Linked DNA regions of Mus musculus: regions 2, 3, 4 and 5 are each linked to region 1. A link is a loop called in an ENCODE intact Hi-C map of the cell type or tissue named here. Cell type or tissue: gastrocnemius. All regions are shown on one strand. Region 1 holds the start of Cdc14a (CDC14 cell division cycle 14A). Region 2 overlaps Gm40128 (a long non-coding RNA gene). Region 3 overlaps Rtca (RNA 3'-terminal phosphate cyclase). Region 4 overlaps Cdc14a (CDC14 cell division cycle 14A). Region 5 holds the start of Sass6 (SAS-6 centriolar assembly protein).

Region 1 (5,000 bases):
AATGTGTTTTATGATGTCGTTCGGATCTTGGTGTGTATGTGCCATGTGTACAATGCTGTATATTTTTCTTGCAGAGTTTTTAATAGCATGACTTAGAGAGGTCCTAGTTTACTAATATTACTCACAGCACAGTATTAAAGAATTTTATCCTCTGTATGGAAGTGGCACACATCTTTAATCCCTGTACTCAGTAGGCAGAGGCAGGCAGATCCTCTGTGAGTTCCAGGCCAGCCTGGTCAACAGAGAGAGTTCAAGACCAGCCAGGGCGACAGGGAAACCCTGTCTCAAAAACCAAAAACTACAGAAGAAAGAATTATTATCAAAAATATATAGTAAATATGGTAAGGAAAAATAATTTTCCTTTAAATTTTGGCTTGAGACAGCATCTTATCTCACACTAATCCAGTTGGACCTCCAACTCATGAAGCACTCTCATGCTGGGACCATAGGCATGGGCCACAAACTCAGGGCCATTTTTACTTATTTTTACTTTAGTCTTATGTGTGTCTACATGAGAATGTACCACATGGGTATGGGTGCTATTTTGTCCAGTAGAGTGTTGGATGCTCTGGGGCTGTAGTTAATGGCAATTGTGAGCCTCTCAACACGGGTGCTTGAAGTGGAGCTTAATTTGGGTCGTCTGGAAGATCAGGAAGCCGCCTTAACTGCTGTGTCATCTCCCCAGCCCCCATTTTCATCTCTTTTAAAGAGTTTTGTTAGGTCACACTTCATTCCTCATGTCTAAAACCTCTAAGGAGAATTCTATGAAAGGCAATGTAGAACCCTTTTTGGGAATAGAATAGACCCCTGTTGTTACAGGAGCTATTCAATGAAATCTGCCCCCCTGAAAGTGTTTTATGGATCTCTCTCCTGAGACTACTTATGAACGTACAGTCATGTGATGGCCAGGCAGAGTGACACAGGCCTGGGTTCCTGGAAGGAGGATCAGGAGTTTATTGTCATCCTTCTTTACGTATGGAGTTCCAGGCCAGCCTGGGGTTATACCAGACCTACCTCAAAAAACCCAAAAACAGCCGCATTAGCCCGTGAGATGGCTCAGTGGGTAAAGATGCAGGCCACCAAACCTGAGAGCCTGTGTTGTAGCCCCTACACTGTGGGAGGAGCAAATGACTATGGCCACTCTAAATCAGCGCAAGCCACCACCTCTGGCTCCAACTTTTTACTGCAGTTGATAGTCAGATGAAAAACTATAAGACTTGTAAAGCGGCAGCTTTAGAAATGGGTTGAGTGGGCTTTACTGTTAGCTTTATAGACAAAGGGGCGAAGCCTACTGAGACTGACATGCTATGCTTTTCTACATATTTCATTAAAAAAAATCTCAATTACGTTTATTCCAACAAAATTGAAATTGTTCAACGTATTAAAACCAGGATTTGGGAGAATAAAGGTAACATTCAAGTTTTGAGAGGGTCTTTGTTCTTTTTCCTTCTTTTTTTTATTTTTTAGTTTTCAAGACAGGGTTTCTCTTCATAGCCCTGTCTGCCCTGGAACTCACTATGTAGACCAGGCTGGCCTTGAACTCATAGATTCACCTGCCTCTGCCTCCCAGGTGCTGTAATTAAAGATATATGCCACCAACCCCTGGCTATTTTAAAGTGTACTCCCCCTCCTCCTTCTCCCTTTTTCTTTTTGGGAGGTCTTTGCTTTCAGGACTCTTAGAATATGTAATACACTTCAAAAGGGTTCAAGGCTCATTACAACTTTCAGGACTTTTACAGTTGTAAAGTCTGTTTCTTTTTCGGGGTTAACTTTTGAATGTAAGGAGAGGGTGTCTTTTTAACTCCCTTACCAAGGATGTGTTTGGCTAGAATTACCGAGATGCTCTGAATAACTTTCCAGTATATCAAAGTAGTATCCACTTAGTTTTGTGCTTGTTTAGCTTTATGGAAAGCCGGCAGAGCAGAAGAATGGCCTAAGAATTGCCTCCCTGGAGTCAGTGTTCCAAGTTGCTTCAGCCGGCACTTTGCTCGAGCGCCCCCTCTCTCCCTAGAGGTCAACACGCAACTGCGAGCTTTCAAAGGCTTGCACAAATCCCCGTTTCAAGGAGAAACCACTCAGAGCGCATGCTCTGGTGATAGTGGTTCAGTAGCGCCATTTTCGTAAGGGAAGGGCTGGCCACTAGTTCCGTCCCTAGGGCTCCCAGCATTAAAGTTCTCCAAACTGGATCAAAACGTTGCCGAACAAGTCCGGGGCCTCCTGGAGAGGAGCCTTTGTACTCCTTTGCAACGCTCCAGCCAAGACTACAGAAATCTTCTGTTCATTTCTCTTGTGGACAAGAGATCCTTTTCCCTCTTCTCCCTTCGCCTAGGATAGCCTACAGTCCGAGACTAGAGCCTTACACTTCTGGTGTAATTTTGCGCTCACACCTGTGGCCAAAATGAAAGGACTTGGAGAACTGGACGGGAATTTTTTTCCCCCTTGAGAACAAAGCCTAGGTGAGAGCAGACTCTAGTACTTACAGGGCATCAGTCCGTGTACTCAGGAGCTAGGAGGTATCGCTTCTTTTGAAAATTGGTTATAAAGACACAGATCCGATAGTGGTGAGAATAGGGGTTGGTGGAAAGATAGCTAGCGGTACGACCCGACATGGAGAAGGTCTGAGGTTTTTCAATGTGTGTGTCTGCGCGCGCGTGCGTGTGTGTCTCTGTGTGTGTGTGTGTGTGTGTGCGCGCGCGCGAGTTTAGAAGAAACTGAGTGAAGCAGGAAAGAGCTTGAGAGACAAAAAAAAATCTGGTGTGGAAGAAGAGCTAGCCGGTGCAGACGTGGAGACAGCATCTCAGCCCGCCAGGCAGTCGCAGCTTCCTGGGAGGCATTCACTCCTCTCTACCCATCCTTTTTCATTCATAAGTTTGTGGCTCCGCCTGACATCCACCCCACCCCCACCCCACCCAGGCAGAGGGCCAAGTTTCCTGTGTAGCAATTGGTGAAAGGCAACAAAGCCTTAGCAACTGGCTCCTAGTGACCCGCGGGGCGCCTGGTAACTGGGGCCCGAGGCCGGCTCAGAGAAAGGAGCCGAGCTGTCCCTTTAAGGGATGGCCGCGGAGTGGTGAAAGTGGAGGGGGACGAGGGAGGGCGGGGAGGCAGGTCTGGGGGCGGACCTAAGAGGAGGAGGAGGAGGAGAGGGAGGAAGAGTTGCTGCTGAAAGGAGGTGGCGAAGGAGGAGTCTGAGCAGCTGCTACTAGCCCCGCGGACACCTCCGGAGTCCTGCCCGCTGCCGCACGAGTGGCCACGGGCGCGATCCGGGCCAAACGTCTTGTCCTCCATGATCACTTTGGGAGCCGGGGAAAGACTTTGCCCGGCCTTGGGAGCTGGTGTGCGCCGTCCAGGTTTGGTGGAGACGGTGCAGCGCGAGAAGGAGGAGCTGCAGCTCGAGAAGCAGCAGCAGCCGCCGCCGCCGCAGAGTCCGGATCACAGCGGTTACAGCCCGGGGCGTGTGCGTCCCGCGCCCAGCGGGTTCGGTTCCCCACGGAATGTCCCCGGGGCGCCCCACGCGCTGACCCTGCAGCTGCCTCCGCCTTGGGCGACTGCCTCCTCCCTCAGGCAGGCTCGGTGATTGGGACCGCGAGCTCCCAGCTCTTGGGCAGTGGGGAAGCCCCCGGGGGCGGGTGACCTCAGCTGGCCACGACCCAGCCCTCCCCCGTGCGGATCTCGCTTAAGATGGCAGCGGAGTCTGGGGAACTAATCGGGGCTTGCGAGTTCATGAAAGGTGAGGAGCAGCCACCCGGCATCCTCCGGCCCTTCCACGCCACTCCCCCCCCCCAACTCCTCACGGCTCACCCCTTTGTCCCAAGCCTCTATGCTGGGTTTCTTTTCGGGCCCTGTGTCCCTCAGTACTGCGGCTCGGCGCTCGGGCCCCTTCTCGCTACTCAACTCCCGGAGGACCCCCTGCTTCCGGCTTCTTTTTTCGCGTTCTCACTCCCTCTGCAGCTTCCTCGTACCCGGACAGTGCAGGCTTCTCTGCTTGGGATCCTCCTGCAAACCTATCTTGGTGGGGAGCCTGCTGGTTTTAATCCTCCATCCGCTAACTCTCTACTTCCTCGGTGGCTGGCCCGTGTTTTTGGGACACCCCCTACCCCCAACCACACCCCCCTATCTTTCCTTCCTTCCTCTTGAAGTCTGCTAAGCTGCAGCGGCAGAAGCTCGCCTCTTTTCCCATTCCACCGCAGCTGAGGTCTGAAGGTTTCCGAACCAAACTTGTGTCTCCAGTTTTGCGGGTACCCACAGCTCCTGTCTGCACCCGCCCGCACGCAACCAGGGGGTGAGGGAACTCAGAAGATGCTCTGCCCCCTGCTGGGTCTTCTAGCCTCTTAGCAAGATGTGCTTTTGGGGCTCTGTAGCTTTCTGGAAGATCCTGTTTCTCCAAGAATCCCACGTGTTAAAGGTCTTTAAACGATGTGTAGCAGTTATTAATCCTTTGTGCATGATCTGCACTCTCAGTCTCGCGTCCCTGCTTCTCATGTTCTGTCTTTTAAACTTGTCTTTCAGATCGATTATATTTTGCTACTTTAAGGAATAGACCAAAAAGCACAATAAATATCCACTATTTCTCCATCGACGAGGAGCTGGTCTATGAAAAGTAAGTCCCCCCCTACTTTTTTTTTTAGCACCCCCTGAACTAGTTAGTTTGTTGGTTCTTTGATAATCGGGTTCCTTCACTTTTCCCAAAGAGTTCCGAAGGTATTACTAGCTTTCTATAGCTTGGGGAGGGATGCACACTGTACGTAGTTTGGTCCTGTTAACACTGCAGTCCTTTTAGAACTTCACGATATTAATTCTTCCTCCTCCCACAGCACGTCTGGGTTCCTCACACTCCCCAGAGTAGCACCAGGCCGTCATACCTGGTGTCATCACCAGACCTGTAATTGGCCTGTGAATCAGTCACTAGGTATTTGTGGGAGCACCCACAGGGTAGAGGGCAGTCAGTGTGTGTGTGTGTGTATACTACAGGTGCCGAAGCTTCACAGTGCACAAGGCTTCTG
Region 2 (5,000 bases), 410 kb before region 1:
AGGCTCTCCTTCTAGCTGCCTGAAGATAGTCTTCTCCTGAGAGCCTTCAGATCAAGATGGAGAACTCTCAGCTCTTTCTCTAGCACCATGCCTGCCTGGATGCTGCAGTGCTTCCTGCTAGGAAGATAATGGACTGAACCTCTGAACCTGTAACCCAGTCCCAGTAACAACCTTCATGAAAGTTGCCTTGGTCACAGTGTCTCTTCACATCAATGGAAACCTTAGCTAAGACATTTTGGTTTTATATTTTTCTGCTCTGTGAATTGTCTATTTCCCCAGGAATCATAAGTTTCTTGTAACTGTGAAAGGATTAAGGAGCCTGTTGCAACTTAAGATTGAAGCCATGGAAAGTCTAATAGCTCATACTGTGAAAGAACAAAGTTTGTCATTAAACCAGCTTTACCTTGAGTAGGTAAATTACATATGCAAGCCCCCTCAGGACTCTGGTAAGGAGCTGGGATAGCCCCTGACAGAGGACTCACCTTCAAGGAGCCAAAAGAGCAAGGTCCGTGCCAGACTCTTGGTGGGAGGGAAGAGCAGTTCTAAACCAAAGGTTATTTGTTGATTGTATTGATTTTCAAAAACTTAACTGTGCTGGTTAAATTTTGGTCAACTGAACACAGGTAGGGTTATCTGGGAAGAGGGAACCTCAACTCCAATTGCCTCCATCAGACTGTCCTGTGCACATGTCTGCAGGGAATTTTATTGATTAATAATGGATGTTGGAGGAATCAGATCACCATGGGCAGTGGTCCTGGGGTGTATAAGAAAGCAAGCTGAGAACCAGGCATGGTAGCCCATGCCTTTAATCCCAGCACTGCGGAGGTAAAGGCAGGCAGATCTCTGAGGTCTAGGCTGGCCTGGCCTACAGAGTGAGTTCCAGGACAGCCAGGGTAAAACAGAGAAACCTGTCTCAAACAAACAAACAAACAAACAAACAAACAAACAAAAAAGAAGGAAGGAAGGAAAGGAGGGAGGCAGGCAATCAAGCTGAGTGTACTACGCTGTCAGTGCTCCTCCCTGGTTTCTGCTTCAGTTCCTGCTTCTCCTCTTGCCCTGACTTCTCTTTACAGTGGACTGTGATAGAGACATTCGAGTCAAGCAAACCCTTTCTTCCCCTAGCTGCTTTTGATCCTGGTATTTATCACAGCACCAGACAGCAAACTAGAACACAGACTAGGATGTGTGATGCGGTCCCGCGGACAGGGAAGTCATAAGTAAAAACCAAAGAGCAGAGTTCTGTTTCTCTGTCGATAGCAAAGGTTCGCAGACACCCGCTGGTTAAAAAAAAAAAAAACAGCACACGTTTCTTCCCTAACAGAATCTAGGCACAGATTCATGCAGCCCTCTGGTTTTCACCTGCAATCCGGGTATTTTCCAGGGCTCGGATCTCAACTGGAGAGTGATCTGCCTCTGGGTTCATGTGATTGTTAGAGAAATACGACTGCGCTTGTCCTCCTGCACCAATGGCTCCATTTCTTGAAGGCTGACATCCATCACCACACTCAGCTCCTTTTCACAGCACTTCATAGTGTGGCTACGTAGTCACATATGCGAGCCCAGAAAGCGACTGAGACAGCCGGGACATTATACGTACACCACAGGACGAAATCATAGACATAACAAGCCATCCTGTCCGCTATGCCAATGGCAAACTAGTCGTGCGTGCCATCTACATTCAAGGTAAGGAGAAAAGGGCGATTCTCTGGAGGTTTCCATTCCCCAAGCTGATTCTTCAAAAGCTCTTAAAGGCAGGGGAGATCCAGTGTGGACTTAGTCCTGCTTCAGGATAGCATACCACCAAGGAGAAAAAGGCAGTGGATACGTGTGACCCTTAGAGCACAGGGAACCTAGAGGGATTTGGGGACAAGCTGAGGCAGAAGGACGCCTTAAATTCTTTGTATCTAGCCGGGCATGGTGGCGCACGCCTTTAATCCCAACACTTGGGAGGCAGAGGCAGGCGGATTTCTGAGTTCGTGGCCAGCCTGGTCTACAGAGTGAGTTCCAGGACAGCCAGGGCCACACAGAGAAACCCTGTCTCGAACACCCCCCCCCCTCCAAAAAAAAAAAAATTCTTTGTATCTGACCTATTCTTTCTTTGGGCATAGAACCACCTAATAAGGAAAACCCAAGACTGAAGTCAACACATGTAAATGTCCACACGGGGGCAGCAGACACCAGGACATTGTGTTCCGAATGCCTGACTCCGAGGAAGAACAAGTTCATTTCCTTTTATGGCAGCTCACGGCTCCCCCTGTCTGGTCCTTGAATGGCAAGGGAGGTGCTTGCTTGTTTTTTATTCCTCCATCCCCGTAAAGCTCCGTCCCTGATATGTCCCCAATAAAGACAAAGGGCTGTATCCTGCATAACCCGCAGAGCAACAGTGACTGGGGAGCAGCAATGAGGGCCCCCCTGAAACAGGGACTTAAGGAGACTTCCACAGTCCAAGAGCCCACATGTCTAAGTCACAACTGTATCGCAGTCGGTGTCGGGTAAAGCCCGTCTTGTTCAGAGTTGGTCCAGAATTCGTGCCCTCAGTGAAGAAGCTTCAGAAACTCGCTGGCTTCTACCCTGTGAAGATTCAGAAAGGCATCATCTAGGCAGCAGGAAATGAAGCCTCCTTAGACATCAAACCTTCAGTATCCTCGATCGTGGTTTACAACTGTAAGGCTTCGCAACTGTAAAGTACATAATAGCTGGCATTTTGTTATAGTGCTATGAACAGAGACAAAGGAAATTGTAGTGACACATTTTTTATGAAAACACCTCTTGCATTAAAAATAAACTAATTTCCCAGATCTTGCCACCATGTTAATAAGGTGCCTAGAGAGCATTCAAGACTGCATACTTAACCTGCTGTCCTACTATGCATTCAGCCTATTTACGTTTAACCTGCCTTTGAGAGAACAATATACCCAACCTCACTATATCTTGGATTGTACATGGAATCAGCTTTTACAGCCTAAGTTAAGTGATAGCTTTAACCCATTTATAAATGCTTATTTATTTTATGTTGTGATCAAGAATATCTTGCTTGCATGATTGTGTGTGCACTAGGTGCCCCGTCGACCCACAGAGAGCGTCAGACCTCATGAAACTGAAGTTACAGATGGCTGTTACCTGCCACATGGGTACTAGGAAATAAACCCAGGTCCTCTGCAAGAACAAGTATTCTTAACCATTGAGATGTCTCTCCAGCCCTACATAGCTTTAATCTTAAATTACAGACTTCCATGCCCCTGACGCAAAATTATATATGTATGCATGCATGCCTGTATGTGTGTATATATGCATGTATGTATATATGCATGATGTATGTGTGTGTTGTGGTAATCGCTTGCTGAAAATAGCAAACAAGTTGAAAGCAACATTAAAAAATATCAGCCGGGCGTGGTAGCACACGCCTTTAAACTCCAGCACTCGGGAGGCAGAGGCAGGCAGATTTCTGAGTTCGAGGCCAGCCTGGTCTACAAAGTGAGTTCCAGGACAGCCAGGGCTATACAGAGAAACCCCGTCTCGAAAAACAAAACCAAACCAAAACAAAAATATCCACCATAAATGTTGCAAACAACATGGAGAAAGCTTGATAATGTGTGTTTGTAGTTCTGTGGGTTTCTGGGTCAGTCGTGTCAGTAACATGACCTCTTCCCTTATAAAACTCTCCCGCTTACAGTCTGAGCAGTGTCTTCTGTTAGCTCTCCTAGAGTAAGCTCACCTTTGACTGTAGCAACAAACACACAAGAGAATTCTGCCCTCCCCCCAAGGAAAATTAAACTCTCCAGTGACTTGGTTTTGACAAAACCCTGAACTCTTTTGGGCGTCCCCAAAACAACGGCAAGCAGGTATGATGCCTGCTCGTTCTCTCTTTTCATTTTACTGAGTTTGCCCGAGAGACCAACCAGATGAGTCCTGTGGCGCAGTGGTCCGTGCCAGGAAACTGGGTAAGGTTGACTGGGTTCACAGACCCCAGGTCCCAGGGACCCATCTGAGGATGGTAGGCATGTCTCTGCTCCCTACCAAGATTCCTGGCCCAGAACATGTGACCCACAAAGGGACATGACCAGTGGTCATGTAGCCCAAAACAAAGATCTCCCCTTGCTAGTGAGGTATTTAGAGGCCCTGAGGGTTTAGCCAATAAGCTTCCCTTCCTGGACATTCCTTTCTGCAAACGGTATTTAATTTCTGGTCTACCCTGGGGAAGTGATAATGGACCCATTTTCCACAATGAACGGTCAGAAAATGGTATGGATAAGCATGAACCGCCACTTTCACCAAGAACTACCATGGGGAACATGGAGAAAGCCTTTGTCTACAGAGCCATGCTGCCTAAGTCTCCCTCAGAAGGCCCCTCAGGGTTCCTGGACTCATCATCGCTAAACTAAGCTAGAGTTCCCCTCCCCCCAACGCCACCAGGCTCATCCTCAGCCCACTGGCCCCCTTTGTTCCTGACTCTATGGTTTCTAGTGGTGACTGGATGTCCAGGAGTCAGGGAACCCCAGCGTCAGCCTAATTCTCTGTTATTTCTCACTGGGGCTGACTGGCGTAGGGTAAAAGCAGTCTAGTGTTTCCCTCTAGTTTCGCAGCCCCAAGCAGCATTCCCACACCCCAGTGTCAAGGCAGGATGCAGGACCACAGCCCTGCTGGAGAGGTTTGATAGATTCTCAGTCTGGGACATGTCTAGGGGGAGAAATGAGACAAAAGCAATGGGGCTGGAGTAGGGTCCAGCTTCAACAGACCCCTTTTCAGCAAACATGACTCCAGGGAAGTGAGACAGTGCATACTCAGGTGCAACTACTGCTGGTACGCCTGCTGCCGAGGAAGACTTAAGACAGGACTTAACCCACAAATAGACTGTAAACACAGATGAGAAACACAGAGAGAGACACACACAGAGCAGGGGAGGTATAGATAAACACATAGATAGACAGGTAGGTAGGTGGGTAGGTAGGTAGATAGATAGATAGATAGATAGATAGATAGATAGATAGATAGATAGATGG
Region 3 (5,000 bases), 63 kb before region 1:
CTTGAAATCCCTTTCTCAGAATCTTAAACCTATGTAGTTGTTTTGACTTAAATTATTTTGTTGAAAGGATCAGCCTTTGCCTTTAAAATGGCACTTCCAGAGCATCGACAAAGATCACATATTTCAGAGCTACTTTAGCTAATAAGTGAGAACTACAGTGTTAGGCTCGGTGCTGAAGGGCATTAGTCACCGCCACTCCTCCGCCCTACCTACCCTTTCTGAGCATGCTTCCTGAATTATGTATTTAGAGAATTAAATTGGCAGGAAAAATTTAATGAGAGCAAATAATGTCATACCTGACAGGTAAATGGTTCAGATACATGTTTTAGAAAAACAAAAGGGAAGAGAAATGATGCCTTTTCGCCAGCAACAGGCAATGCTTCAGAATCTACATCTGACTTGGCTGCACATGTCCCCTGTCCCACATGTCCCCTGCTCCCACATGTCCCCTGTCCCCAGTCAGTGGGCGTGGAGTGGAGCCTGATTCTCTGTCCTGACAAACTCCACAACAGTGATCCCAGCATGAAAGAAGGGTTGCATTTCTTCACGTATCTCTTGATTTTTATGTGTATACCTTTTTCAGATGGGTTTGATATTAACTCTGTCTCCTTAACTTCCATCCTAGGATCGCCCTCTGTCCTCTCATGTGTATTCACTTACTACTGTTCCATTTTCAGGCCAAATTTACCGTGAAGAAATCAGAAGAGGAAGAAGATGCCACTAAGGACACTTACGTCATCGAGTGTGAAGGAATTGGGATGGCAAATCCACACCTCTAGGGTGTTCACGTACGCTCTACCTCCTTGTTGCACTGACTTAGCCCATGCATGCTGCAACACAGTGAGTGAGACGTCAGCTACCACAGGACTTGAGTCTTTGGAGATGGAGGTTGGCACTGTCAGTTGCTGAGAATGCTCCATCATGTTAAGCTCGTGGGATATCTCCCCAGATATAGACAGTGAACGATCAAACGTAATGAATATGTGTAATAGTCAACTTCAATATTAACATCATACCCTAACGTTATAAATAAATTGTTGTTCATACCCTAAATATGAGCTGCTGCTTTTTTAATGTAATAAACTAAGCCAGGGACATAGATTTGATCTGTAATGTGTGTGTATTAGTATCCTTACCTGCAGGTTCCACTTTCTGTAGTTTGAGCTACCTAGAGTCAGCTGTGGTCCAGGAACATTGTCTAGAAAACTGGACATAAATAACTCATCAGTTTTTAATGCAGCTCCTTCCTGAGTAGCATGATGAGATCTCACACTTATCCTGTCCTGCCTGTGACATGAATCGTCTTTGTCCAGTATCAATAATATCTATGCTGCTTACTCGTCCATTATACACTTAGTAGCTGGCTGGTTATCTGATCATTAGTTGTAGTATTATGATGCTTGCATTCAGTTGACACTCACTATAATTAGTTAGGACTTTCTAGTGCTCAAGAGCAGTGGGACTAGCCATTCAGGCATGCATAAGGGACGTTCTTCCATTAAGGATCTTATAGTAACCCTGGCCGGTTTTGCCACATTCATCCCACACATGGCTGTCTTTGGACTACAGCATTCCAGAGTAGTCGAGGCCTTTAGTACAGAAACGCGCCTCCATTACGCTCTGCTGCTTCATAGCTAGCTACATCTAGGTTTACGTTGTTCCCTGATCCTGTAAGCAGCTGAGGTTATGGCTCGGGTGAACCTGGTCCGATGTTACAGTGTGCCGTGTATATCTGTGCTGTAGTTCATGTAGATGGAGATGAACATTGCAGGATATTTGATCACATTGCGAATTTCCAGATTGTGTTATTTACTGGAAAAATCTAGTTGTGCTGTGGCTCAGCCTAAGCACACTTTTAACCTAAGAGCTTTCTGCTGGAATACACAGAATTAAATCACCTCAACTGTAGGTCAAGAAGGGAAGCAAGCAGCCAGTTGACAGGGAGTGAGCATAGGCTTATTAAGAAAAAACAGAGTATTTCAGAGTAAAGCTTTGAGAATTATGGTGGCTTGGGGTCTCCTTCATGCTGGTGTGAGGATGTATCAGCAGTGTTGAGGGAAGCTGGGTGGAGACTGGGCGTCTGCGGGTGAGACAGAGCTCCACTATGTGTGGTGAGAGTATGGTTGGGCGTGGCACAGATGCCACTGTGGAGTCTCAGTTTTTCAAAGAAGGTACGACAACCACAAAGAAGCTGTGTTACTCCCACAAGGGACTTAATTTGCATTATCTAAAACAATTCAGCTTCTATTTTAATCCTAATTTTTATTTCCACATGCTCATAAAAGACCAACCAATACCAACAGTTCGGTGGACTTGACACTCGATACCGATCCTTAGCGTGATTACTTTAGGGTTGGTTTGGTTTGGTTTTTGAGACAGATTCATGTAATCCAGACTGGCCAGGCACTTCCTGTTTGTCCGAGGCTAGACTTGAACCTGCCTCTACTTCCCAAGTGTTGGTTTTACAGGTATCTACTAACAGCCTGGCTCTTTAAGAATATTCTTTAGGGTATATGCCCAGGAGTAGTATAGCTGGATCCTCCGGTAGTACCATGTCCAATTTTCTGAGGAACCTCCAGACTGATTTCCAGAGTGGTTTTACCAGCTTGCAATCCCATCAGCAATGGAGGAGTGTTCCTCTCTCTCCACATCCTCGCCAGCATCTGCTGTCACCTGAATTTTTGATCTTAGCCATTCTGACTGGTGTGAGGTGGAATCTCAGGGTTGTTTTGATTTGCATTTCCCTGATGACTAAGGATGTTGAACATTTCTTTAGGTGTTTCTCAGCCATTCGGTATTCCTCAGTTGAGAATTCTTTGTTTACCTCTGTATCTCATTTTTAAATAGGGTTATTTAAAAAAAAAAAAAAAAAAAAGAGCCGGGTGTGGTGGTGCACGCCTTTAATCCCAATACTTGGGAGGCAGAGGCAGGCAAATTTCTGAGTTCAGGGCCAGCCTGGTCTACAGAGTGAGTTCCAGGACAACCAGGGCTATACAGAGAAACTGTCTCCAAAAACCAACCAAACAAACAAACAAAAACAATGAGTTTATGAAATTCTTAGGCAAATGGATGGAGCTGGAGGATATAATCCTAAGTGAGGTAACCCAATCACAAAAGAACACAAATGGTATGCACTCACCGATAAGTGGATATTAGCCCAGAAATTCAGAATACCAAAAATAACAATTCACAAACGACATGAAACTTAAGAGGAAGGAAGACTTCTTGAAGTCAAGTCTTGGATACTTACTTCCTTCTTAGAAGGGGTAACAAAACACCCATGGAAGCAGTTACAGAGACAAAGTTTGGAGCAGAGTCTGAAGGAATGACCATCCAGAGACTTCCCCACTTGGGGATCCATCCCATATACAAGCACCAAACCCAAGACACTATTGTGGATGCCAACAAGTGCTTGCTAACAGGAACCTGATATAGCTGTCTCCTGAGAGGCTCTGCTAGTGCCTGATAAATACAGAAGTGGATGCTCACAGCCATCCATTGGATGGAGCACAGGGTCACCACTGAAGGAGCCAAAGAAAGTACCCAAGAAGTTGAAGGGGTTTGCAGCCCCCTAGGAGGAACAATAATGTGAACTAACCAGTACCCCCAGAGCTCCCAGGGACTAAACCACCAACCAAAGAGTACACATGGTGGGACCCATGGCTCCAGCTCCATAAGTAGCAGAGGATAACTTAGTTGGACATGAGTGGGAGGAGAGGCCTTTGGTCCTCTGAAGGTTCTATGACCCAGTGTAGGGGAATGCCAGGGCCAGGAGGTGGGAGTGGGTGGGTTGGTGAGCAGGGGGAGGGGGTAGAGGGTAGGGGAAGGGAATTTTTGCAGGGGAAACCAGGAAAGGGGATAACATTTAAAATGTAAATAAAGAAAATGTCCAATTAAAAGAATATTTTTAGGAGCTCTGATACAACTCATCAATGGATTGCTTTGTTTATCTCACACCCACAAACTGAAACTAATATTCTTTAAACTCATAACCTCACTTTTCACCAAGCCTTTGCTTTCTGTTTGCCTACATCAGGAGTTTAATTTAGAGAATTGGTTTCCAATTTTTTCTGCTTACATATTTCTTCCTCAAATTGATGGGCCTGAAAGCAGAAAGGGTCAGTGGGTTCTTAGCTTCTCTTCTCACAGCCTGCTCTTCTTCCTCTTTACAAATGAAGAATTCACAGGTTTCTGATTTCTTTTTTTTTTTTTCATTCTAATATTGCTATTATTTTATCTTGCATTCCCCTAGAGTGTAAGAAAATTGCCAGGGCACTAGATAAATAAAAATGCGATTTATTATTCTTTGAAAACCTACTCAAAGATACACATTTGTGTCTCCATATAATGAGCTTCAGTATTTACATAAGTCTTCATTAAGTGTTCACTGCAACCTTGCATTTTTAAATAAAGCCATTTCCCAAATAATATTTGGGAAAGCCTATTAGATTACTTATGTTTATTATTTGTGTGAATGTGCAAGTGAGTGCATGTGAGCATGTGTGTGTATGTGTGCGTGTGTGTGTGTATGTGTGCATGTGCGTGCGTGCGTGTGCGTGCATGTGTGTGTGTATGTGTGCATGTGCGTGTGTGTGCTTGTGTGTGTGTATGTGTGTGTGTATGTGTGCATGTGCGTGCGTGCGCTTGTGTGTGTGTATGTGTGTGTGTATGTGTGCATGTGCGTGCGTGTGTGTGCTTGTGTGTGTGCTTGTGTGTGTGTGTGTGTGTGTGTGTGTGTGTGTGTGTGTGTGCCAGCGCACTGGTGGAGACTGGAGGTTGACTTCAGATGACTTCCTCAGGAACTAGAGTTACAAGCACCTAACTCAGATCCTCTGGAAGAACAGGCTGTGCTCTTAACCTCTGAGCCATCTCTCCAGATCATCACACACAGCTTTTTACATTGGTCCTGAGATCTGAGTGTGGCTCCTGCTGTTTCCAGGGCAAGCGCTTTGCCCAGGGAGCCATGTCCCCAGCCCCAGTTGCTTAAGCTCTTTAGAAAA
Region 4 (5,000 bases), 83 kb after region 1:
TAGGGGTGGGAGGTCTAGGCAGGTGCCAGCTGTACTTTTCCGTGCTCAGTGACTTGTGTAGCTGTTGTCTCTAGCAATGGGGCTTGGGCATCAGTTTGTGGAGAACGACTTACAGTCTTGGCCACAGTGTGGGTTGTTTGGGCGTTTTGGCCAACAACTCAACCAGATGTAACCCAATCCTGGTTTGGAAGTTTCATTTGGTGACAAGAAATGTGCAGTTGGGGCTCTGTCTCCCCATCATTTAGTGATCGCATCCAGATTGCCCTCAAATATGTATGGATTTTAGGAAGCTTTTCCTGTATTGGGTTTCCATACCACCCACCGAATGGCCCTTATTTTTAGCTGTATCTCCCCATGTCCCCCCTCCCTCTTTCCTTCCCCTCCCACTTGGTCCTCTGCTTCAGCCCCCCATCTCCCATCTGTGCATAACTATCTCTTGTATTTCCCTTTCCTAGGGAGATCTATCTGCCACCGTTCCCTTCCTCTAAATCTAACCTGCGTGGTCTATGGATTGTAGCTTGGTCATCACTGACTTAAGAGCTAATATTCACATATAAACAAAGACATGCCATATTTGCCTTCCTGAGTCTGGGTCACCTCACTCAGGATGATTTTTTTTTTCCTAGTTCAGTCCATTTGCCTGTGAATTTTATGATTTCATTTTTTAATGGCTGAGTAATACTCTATTGTGAAGATGGACCACCTTTTCTTTATCTGTCTGTCGAGGGACACCTGGGTGGTTTCCAGTTTCCAGCTGTTATGAACAGAGCAGCAATGACCACAGCTGAGTAAGTTCCCCTGTGGTAGGGTGGGGAGTTCTCTGGGTATATTCTCAGGAGTGGTACAGCTGGATTTTGAGGTATATCAGTTCTCATCTTCCTGAGGAACCACGGCACTGTGGCAGGACGCAGTTGCATCCACCATCAGTGGGTGAGGATGCCCTGATTCTACATCCTCGTCAGCATGAGCTGTCATTTGTTTTATTGATCTTACTCATAGACACTTCTTTGCTAAACTACACTTACTATATAGCATGGCTTAAGAATGCTAGGTACTTGGAAAGCCGAGGCAGGAGGATTGCCATGAATTCAAGGCTAGCTTGAGCTACAGAGACCCTGTCTCAAATAAAAACCAACCAACCAACCAACTAACCAACTGACCAACCAATCATCCAACCGACCAACCACACAAGCTTAATATCTGTGATATTAGTTTCTCCCACACTTTTTTGTTTGTGTGCAATGTGCCTGCATTCATTGTTTTGTATGTGTGGGGCACACATGTGTCTGTATGTATGGCGTGGATGTACACACATGTGCGTGTGGAGGCCTAAGGTTAATAAATTGTCTATCATCCGTCTACCTATTCATTAAGGAAGAGTGGGTCTCAGTCATATTCAGAGTTTATCAATATGGCCGGGCTTATTAGCCAGCCTGTTCTCGGAATTCCTTTGGAAGCTAGATTTACAAGCAGGCTGCCACACTCACCAGATTATGTGGCTTTCTGGGAATCTGATGCTGGTTCTTGTACTTGCATGGCGGGTACTCTAACTGCTGAGTCAGTCCCTTAAAGGAGGTTATGTGACCAGAATGCTACTTATAATGCTACAGAGGATGGGTCAGCAGGGTGTAACCACTTGCTTCTAGTCTAACGATTTCTTAAAGGTTTTGTCTGCTTTCACCTCCCATTCAGGAATCTAAAGAATGCCATGTATAAGCCAGGCGGTGGTGGCCCACGCCTTTAATCCCAGCACATGGGAGGCAGAGGCAGGCAGATTTCTGAGTTTGAGGCCAGACTGGTCTACAAAGTGAGTTCCAGGACAGCCAGGGCTATACAGAGAAACCCTGTCTCAAAAAAACAAAAAACAAAAAAACCAAAACCAAAAAAACAACAAAAAAAGAATGCCATGTATAATTAGTCATATGGATATTTTAAATATTCCACTAGGGACATTCAGAAATGATAGAAAGAAATGGTGAAGGTATTTTAAAAGATGTATTTCAATTAATTCATTATATCCCACATATTTCAACATATAGTTAAGACAGGGATTATTAATGGAGTAGTTTAGTTTACATTTAAAAAAAAAATCATGCCTTCAAAGTCCAGTGTGGCGTTTACACTCCAGCATACCTGAGTCTGGTCTGTTCATCCTGTAAGACACAGGAGCCATGGGTGGCCAGGGTAATGATTCCACAAAATAACAGGCTTGCCATGTACGGTCATGGTCCCCCAGAATGGCATGAAGCCTAAGTCAGTGCTCTATCCGCTCTGACTGCTCATGTGGGAGTACTTTCAAGATTGTCCAATTTAGGAGGTTTAGAGAAGGATGCCTCCGGAATTTGGATATTTCCATGTGACCAGCACATGGATTATTGACTTTAGGACTGAGAAATAGCATCAGACACAGGTCTTGAAAAACAAAAACAAAAACAAAAAAAACCCAAAAACCCAAAAACAAAACAAAACAAAACAAAACCAAAACACCTTCTAGAATATGGTTTCTCCAGTTCCCAAGTCAACCCGTCTGTCCTGTTGCTTAGACACACATTGCTCAGTCAGGATTCTACCAGTAATACTAGGCATATCCAGATCCAACCAACCAACCAATCCGCTCACCCACCCTAACAACTAACCAAAGTCACACGATCTGAAAGCGCCCCGTAGCAATCAGTGTCGAAACGTCTGTACTTTCCGACAGGGCTTGTAAGGTATTCCCAAAGAACCCGAGAACCAATACTACAACCACTCCTTTTGGAATCTAGCCAGGGATCAGTTCAGGAAAATAATATCGACCTTTTATCCTAGGGAGATATGTGAAAACAAGAGCCCTAGTGTTCAATTTACACCGTGATGGTATGTGCCTGTGTATATATGGGCAGCACGCCCTCTAGTGGTGAAGTGACTGCAAGACATCCTGCTTTGACGACCTTGGTGACGCTAGGTCCTCAATTTATAGCTCCCTCTGCTTTCCGCGAAGCGCGTTATTGCTTTATTTTGATGACTGGTCCATGAGCTGGTGACCTCACAGGAAAATGCAGAGCAGGGTCACCCACTAGCAGTACCTTGTTCTTGCTTGTGGCTGGGATTGATGGAGACGAAATGCAGAGAAAGGAGCTTGAGGGGTGATCTTTTGGGGGTCGGGAGGAGCGCTCATCTCTGTGGGTCACATTTATTACCTCGCTTAGTTTTTCAATTTCAAAAAGCTTCCTTAAGTAGCCTCCTGGGGATTCAGTAGAGTTCAAAGATCAACTTTAGAATGTAGCAACTACTTAGAAGGCTTCCTTTTAGCTACATGATGTCTGTCACCCCCCCCCCCCCCAGCTCCCAATAAGTAATAAGTCTAACCACTTTTGAGCGAATGCTGTCTGAGAAATAGCGCTGTCAGCAGGAGGGTATTTTTTTCAGATTGTCAATCTATTGTTGACTTGATTTTGTTTTCTCAAATGCTGGCTATCTGGGACACATCTTTGACCTTGGCAGGTGAGAGCCACACCCAGCTACATCTACCTGACCTCAGAGGAGAGGAGCTGCTGCTTTCGCAGGTGCAGGGGCACCGCACAGGGCTTCTTGTTTTTTACCTTGGTACTCAGAGAACAGGATCGTATTTGCTCAACACCTAGTAAACACAGTTCACACCCATCCATCGGCAGCTGGGGCCTCTGCTCGCCTCAGTTCCTGCCCAGGCAGCTCCATTCCGATCGCTCTGACTGGGAAACTTTGCTTTAAAAAAAAAAAAAATAATAATAATATAACGCTGGGACCAGGGAGATGGCTCAATCAGAAAAATGTTTGCCAAAGCAAGCATGAAGACCAGATTGTAGATTCCTTCAGCCTGTGCAAAAAAAGCTGTCATGGTGGCGAGCTGTCTGTAATCCTAGCACTTGGTGTGGAGGTGGGGGAGAGGGTTGGGATAGAGGCTTGGGCTGTTTGTGTGGTTCCCTGAGTCATTCTCAGCCCCATGTGGCTCACGCTGTGTTGCATTAGACACATCTGTGTCTTCCGTGTCCTCTCTGTGCTTGTGCGCAGAAACTGTCTTGCCTGCCCTTGCATGAATAAAGTAAGCCACTAGCAGAGTCTACTCAGCACAAGGAGTTAATCGGTGTGTAAGACGTGAAATATCTCACGGGTGAGCAGATGAGCATCAAATGCCGAGTGGTCTATTTTCAGTGGAAATTGACCAAAACTGTTTTTTTTTTTTTTTTTTAAATTTTGAGATTATAATTTAATTACAACATTTCTCATTTGCTTTCCCTCCCTTCCATATATCCCTCCTCATTCTCCTTCCAATTCATGGTCTCTTTAGTCATTGATCATTATTGGATGCATCTGTGTATATATATATCTGTGTGTATATATATATATATATATATATGTATGTATATGTGTGTGTATACACACACACACATTTCTAAATATAGTCTGCACAGTCCATATCATGCTACCTGTACGTATGTTCCCATACTGACCATTTTGCATTGGTGTGAAGAAGAGCCTCCCCTGGAGAAGAACACTTCTCCCATTCCAAGATTCTGTCGGTTGCCTCTAGTTCTCTGTGTAGACTTGAAGCCTCCTGGTGAATCCGTCCAGTTCGCTGTGCTCATTGACATTATACTTGTTCAGCTCATGCTTGGGCAGTCACGTTAGTGAGACCTTTCTGGTGGAGTTTCTGATATTGTTAGGAGACTTGATTTCACAGCTAACTCCCTAGGCTGAGACTTTTAATTAAAAACACGTTCTGATTTTGTAGTAACTCTCTGGGAACATATCCACGATGGGTTAGAATACTTTTTTAGAATATTTGTTTTTAAGAATACTTTCATTATCGGCTCATCCCTGCTGCAAGAATTTATAACTTAGGGAGAAAAAAATCAGTTTTTTGTGCAGCACAGATCACTGGTTGGTGGGTTTAAGATCAGGATTCGTATGTAATGCCAACTTGGTTTATGGTGTGACTTGAGACTGTCTCACCTGACCACGTCCTTCATTATATCAGGAAA
Region 5 (5,000 bases), 170 kb before region 1:
TTTTTTCCCAAGACAGGGTTTCTCTGTACAGCCCTGGCTGTCCTGGAACTCACTCTGTAGACCAGGCTGGCCTCGAAATCAGAAATCCGCCTGCCTCTGCCTCCCGAGTGCTGGGATCAAAGGCGTGCACCACCATGCCCGGCTGAGTAATTTTTAAAGTTGAAGTTGTGTTTTAACACGATTAACTGTGATTACAATTTAATGTGTCGAAGAAGAGTTCAGAGTGTCAGGCATGGAATCACAAGTAATGGCCCATATTGCCCAACAGAAACAAAATGGACACCACAAACTTGAGTCATGTGTGTCACTTTAAACTGTTTAGAAGTTACTTAAAAAAAATAACTCTCAAAGTAAAAATTAATTTGAATACATTTGACCCCAATATACCCTAAATAAAGCCGCAACAGATAATCAACATAAAATTGAGACTTTTTACATTTCTGTTACTAGCAGGTCTTCAAAATCTATGAATTTTATACTTACAGACATCAGTTTGGATTAGCCCGAATTCAATAACTACATGTCTATATATTAAACATCACAAAATAATCACCAATGAGAGGCTGGGGTGGGGTGGGGGTTACACATCAGTGGTAGAGCATGCTAAGTGAGGGCACCACTTCAACTGTCAAAATCAAACAAACAATAAGACAATTAAATAACCTACAGATTCCTATATACGGCTGATGTTTTAAGTCCATTTTTCTGACTGCTTTGCTGGTTGATTCTGGACCTAATTTTAAATCGCATACCACAGTTTAACAGTCCAGCGACTCAATACATCAGTGTCTTCTTTTTGTTTTTGTTGTTTTTTAATTCAACATTTTTTTCACCGTTTAGTTTCTACAAACATTTTCACACCTGGTCTTCATTGCAATCAAATGAACAGCTAGACATATTAAATCAATTTAGCAAATGAGAAAATGTAATGTTCACAGAAACTAACAACTAAAAAGTTATTAGTAAAAGAGGGAAAAATCAGATCGCCTGTGGTTAGTGTGGCAAGTTTGCATTCATCTGTGCGATAAGATACCCTAGTGTAAACTCTGTGAAGATCAAGGTATCCCCAGGGGTCCGACGAAGGGCTTTACGGGTTGACTTATGTTTTGAATGTACAGAATTCCTGATTTTTCCAGTTTTGGGAGTTGGTTAAATGATTGAAACTGACGTGCGGATGAACCGAAATATGTCACTGAACGTTTTGTTTTGTTTTTAGATGGAGTTCTAAAGCTTCACCCCCAGTGTTCTTCAAAGGAGAGCATGAGTGAAGGGCCGGGCGACCTGAATCCTAGTGCGGACAGCTCCCTGAAGTCACCGTGAAGCTTTTGTGGAAATGACAGGGAGAATCAGAGTTGCCACCCAGAAAGGACAGGCTGGGCTCTGTCCCGCTGAGGGCCAGAACACGGACGTGAAGGAGTCGGCTTGCCATTTCCTCATTCCCTTTCCTCGCGTCCCCTCCGCAACGGCCGGCCCGGCCACAAACAAAGGTATCCATTAAGTCCGCAGGGTCCCTTCCCGATTCCCGGTGTGACAGTCCGACACCCGCGGACCGACCGATCCCCACGGAACCCAGCCGCCATCTTCCCCATTGGCGCGACCCCAACCGCCACCCGCCGGCTCCGGGAGCTCACCTCTCCTCGCAGTCTTTGCATTTCACTAGCAAGGGAACAAGCTGCTGGAACAGAACTTGACTCATGTCGGACCGCTGCCCCGACGGGAGGGTGAAGAAGCCCAGTAGGCCCGGCCTTCGGTCCCGGCTGCAAAGAAGAGCCGGTCCCGATGAGTTTGAGTTTGGCGCTCAGCTCCCGCGGAGGAGGAGGGAAACGATAAACAGAGGGAACGAAGGAGCTTTGGACCTCGTCAGCCACCGTCACCTTTTTCCGGTTCGGGCACCGACCGAGCCGGGCTGATGCGTCATTTCCGTGGACCCACCCCCCTCAGGCGGCCACGTTTGTTAAGGGAAGTGGGACCAAAGGGGACTGACAACTTTGGGCTGAGCCAGGCTTTCAAAAGGACCCAGCGTTATGGAGGCTCCGGCGGCGACTTCGCCCTCGATCGGATTTCCCATCGACGGCAGATGCAACTACTTCGTAGAAAAGAAGAAGCGCTTCTGCAGGATGGTGGCGGCCGCGGGGAAAAGGTTCTGTGGCGAACACGCTGGCTCCGCCGAGGTCAGCTATCGCCCTCCCTTCCTGGGAGTCGCGGGTCTGTGGGTGCTGGACCCCAGTCTCGCCCCTTTGACAGGTTCCTGCTTCCGTCCCATGGATTTAAGTAAATGCAGTTCTGCCCACCGCTCGGAGCCGCGAGGAGCCCCCGAGGAGCATTGCTTTCTTGTACTAAAAGCTCCCTCTGCTGTCTCAGAGACCCTTACACTCATCCTTCCTTCCGCTAGTCCCCCATCCTCAGGGGAAGTGATTATTTTTATAAAGGAGTGCTTGAAAAAGATCACTAGGTTTTATTAACTGGGTTCTAATTAATTATAGTTATTGTTTTTGAACGATAACCACTTGTGAATGCATGGGGAAGAAACTTAGAAACAATTTTTGTTTGTTTGTTTAGACTTGTAGATTAGTAATTTGCCTGTTCTTTATACATTAGGAGCCACTAATACTTTTGCACTTACAACCAAAATGTCTTATGACATTAATGTCTGTTGAGAGACAAAAAAAAGAAAAAAACAAAACAAAACAAAACAAAAAACTTTGCTTTCAACTTTGAAGTTTGTTATTTTACGTTTATTTTTCCTTCTCCGTCCCAGAATAATAATTACAAGTTCATAAGGTGTTTTCCTGGAGAGTTAAGTCTAAAGTCACAGGAAGCCTCATTACCCTCTACACCAAAAAAGAAAACATTTTACTAACCTGCTATACACTGTTTCTAAACTCAAACAATAGATTTTAAAAATGTGTGTGTGTGTGTGTGTGTGTGTGTGTGTGTGTTCTGTGATTACGCTTTGAAAGTTAGAGTACTATTTCCCTTGAAAGACAACTTTCTGTTTTTGAGATGGGGATCTTGCTGAATTGCTCATATTGGTCTTGAACATCTGATCCCAGGAATTCTCCTGCCTTAGCCTCCCAACTAGCTGGTCTCCATCAAAGAATCACACTGGAATTTAATTTAAAAGTCTATACATGAAATAATGTTGTTTTTTTTAATACTGAAAATTCCTTAACTTTCTCTAAAATTCAGTGTGCGTATCTTCATGAACATTCTGAAATAAATTGAAATAAACAATTGAGAAAAATTAAGAGTAAATACTTGGTCAGCTTTGGCTGTAGGGCTAGTACTAAACGTTATTTTGCTTTTAAAAATTCAATTTTCACAAACCTTAGGAAGCAAGTCATACTATTATTCTACTTAATAATATAGTAAGTCTATACTTAATATAGAAAGTCTATACTATTATTTACATGAAGCAGTCAGGATTATAGAGTTAGCAGCTAATAGAAAGAGCTGAGAATCACACCTAACCACTGGCCTCTGGATTTAATAATTGGGCCATCCTGTTGCATCCAGGTTGATAGGATCTGTGGGGCAGACCTGCCAACATTGTTTCCCTTGCTTTTCTCCCAGTGCCTATAATTAAATGCATAAAACATAAAAGACTGTAACTAGCATTTAGAAAAGTTGCAAAGCTAGTGAATATGACCCATTCTAAATTGTTAAAGCCATGCCTTGTTGTTCCTGGCGTATTTTCTCCTGTACTCTATTCTGAGAGAGGGTCTGAGGGTCACCCTGGCTGGCCTTTGGCTCTGTCTGCCCTTCCTCTGGAGAGCTGATATTCAAAGCATGCTCCACCACGCCCATCATTTCCCCATATTTGAACACCTTTAGACAAATACGCATTTTAAAATCAATTTAAATGGGCAACACTTTTCAAAAAGAGCAAGGATGCAAGTAATGAGTATTTTAGTCAGCTCAATTTAGCCACTTATACCCAGTATATATTTATTTCAAAAGATCATTTTGTACATGATGAATATTGTTGTTAGTTAATCCAAAGTACATGGTTAACATCTTTTCTTAATGGTGCATACAATTACTGTACCCATTTTTAGGAGGTGTTATCTCTGATGCAAAATTACATTAGCAAGCCAAAACAGTACTTATTCATTCATACAGAAGCGAGCTACAATGAAGACTCTTATTATGCGGCATGACCTAATCTTGCTTATTTTTCATTGTATCCTTTAAGTTTTCTTACCTTATTTTAGGAATAGAAACACACTGTGGGTGTATCTAACATCTGAATGTAATAAACTTGACATTTAAATAAATGTATCCGTTTTAATTTATTAGGAAGAAAATACTCGGAAAAGAATCTTGTGTCCTTTAGATCCAAAACAGTTAAGTATAAGGTCAAATAAGTGGGTTTTTGTCATTTGGGGTGCGTGAGTGCATTAGTCTTTGTGTGTGTGTGTGTGTGTGTGTGTGTGTGTGTATGTGTGTGTGTTTGTATATATTTGTTTGTGTGATGTACTAGAAACGGTTAAGTTTCACAAGGTTCATTTACGATTTTTCTAACTCTTAAATTTTCTCTTTAAATTTAGCACAGTGTATGAAGACCAACTAGCAAAACATTTGAAAAAATGTAATTCAAGAGAGAAGCCTAAGCCTGTAAGTATTTGAAATGTATGTGTGATATCTGTATATAAATACTTAGTATTATAAGATGCAGATTGAATTTGGCAAATGTACTGTACTCACTTGATAGCTGTACTTTTCTTCCCTCCTCTTTTCTGTACTTGTGTTTTATCTGTTGGCTTGGTTAGATAGGAGGCAGGTTACACTGTGTAGCCCAGGCTAACCCCAAACTTGAGGCCGTCTTCCCTTAGCTTCTCTAGTACTAAGACTACTGGTGGGTGCCACCTTGACCAGCCCAGAATAATTATTTCATGTTTTCTTTTTGCTTGCTTTTGAGATAGGGTGCTGTGCTGCATTACTTAGGCTGCTCTTCAGCACAGCTCAAATGTTTCTTATGCTTTGCTTTCCAAATGCTT

Evidence for each region. A loop is a pair of places that touch in the nucleus more often than their neighbours do. Peaks named below come from ENCODE experiments on the same cell type or tissue, not always from the same donor. Only the 100,000 strongest peaks of a DNase experiment are listed, where the experiment ranks them.
Region 2: it touches region 1 in a loop (3-fold over the local background); 2 of 42 quality-filtered maps call a loop at or near these places.
Region 3: a loop joins it to region 1, with 3 times the contacts of the local background. A loop is called at or near these places in 19 of 42 quality-filtered maps.
Region 4: it touches region 1 in a loop (5-fold over the local background); 15 of 42 quality-filtered maps call a loop at or near these places.
Region 5: it touches region 1 in a loop (2.2-fold over the local background); 6 of 42 quality-filtered maps call a loop at or near these places.

Annotation. Positions count from the first base shown.
Region 1 is chr3:116,422,164-116,427,163 of GRCm38, reverse strand. It overlaps Cdc14a (CDC14 cell division cycle 14A), which reads left to right and starts at 3,132. Exons shown (of 16, transcript NM_001080818.2): 1 at 3,132-3,727; 2 at 4,507-4,597. The coding sequence starts at 3,679. Gm40125 (a long non-coding RNA gene) reads right to left here and starts at 2,913. Exons shown (of 3, transcript XR_867571.3): 1 at 2,481-2,913. In gastrocnemius, CTCF peaks have their summits at 2,002 and 4,317 (motif pointing left); DNase peaks (open chromatin) are centred at 3,085, 3,563, 3,888, 4,269 and 1 more place; H3K4me3 peaks cover 3,285 bases; H3K27ac peaks cover 3,393 bases.
Region 2 is chr3:116,833,393-116,838,392 of GRCm38, reverse strand. It overlaps Gm40128 (a long non-coding RNA gene), which reads left to right. Exons shown (of 3, transcript XR_867574.1): 2 at 1,382-1,683; 3 at 2,109-3,036. Among named protein-coding and RNA genes, the nearest start is that of Gm40128, 5.6 kb to the left of the region's middle. In gastrocnemius, a CTCF peak has its summit at 2,179 (motif pointing right); a DNase peak (open chromatin) is centred at 2,181; H3K4me3 peaks cover 568 bases; H3K27ac peaks cover 2,281 bases.
Region 3 is chr3:116,485,016-116,490,015 of GRCm38, reverse strand. It overlaps Rtca (RNA 3'-terminal phosphate cyclase), which reads left to right. Exons shown (of 11, transcript NM_025517.3): 11 at 678-1,053. The coding sequence ends at 779. Among named protein-coding and RNA genes, the nearest start is that of Rtca, 21 kb to the left of the region's middle. In gastrocnemius, no CTCF peak of the experiment used is centred here; no DNase peak of the experiment used is centred here.
Region 4 is chr3:116,339,090-116,344,089 of GRCm38, reverse strand. All of the region lies in intron 7 of Cdc14a (CDC14 cell division cycle 14A), which reads left to right. Among named protein-coding and RNA genes, the nearest start is that of Cdc14a, 82 kb to the left of the region's middle. In gastrocnemius, a CTCF peak has its summit at 2,893 (motif pointing left); a DNase peak (open chromatin) is centred at 2,907; H3K4me3 peaks cover 644 bases; H3K27ac peaks cover 1,630 bases.
Region 5 is chr3:116,591,810-116,596,809 of GRCm38, reverse strand. It overlaps Trmt13 (tRNA methyltransferase 13), which reads left to right. Exons shown (of 12, transcript NM_030016.3): 2 at 1,217-2,171; 3 at 4,300-4,346; 4 at 4,551-4,617. The coding sequence starts at 2,025. It overlaps Sass6 (SAS-6 centriolar assembly protein), which reads right to left and starts at 1,852. Exons shown (of 17, transcript NM_028349.3): 1 at 1,632-1,852. The coding sequence starts at 1,696. In gastrocnemius, a CTCF peak has its summit at 2,342 (motif pointing left); DNase peaks (open chromatin) are centred at 1,868 and 2,181; H3K4me3 peaks cover 2,173 bases; H3K27ac peaks cover 1,729 bases.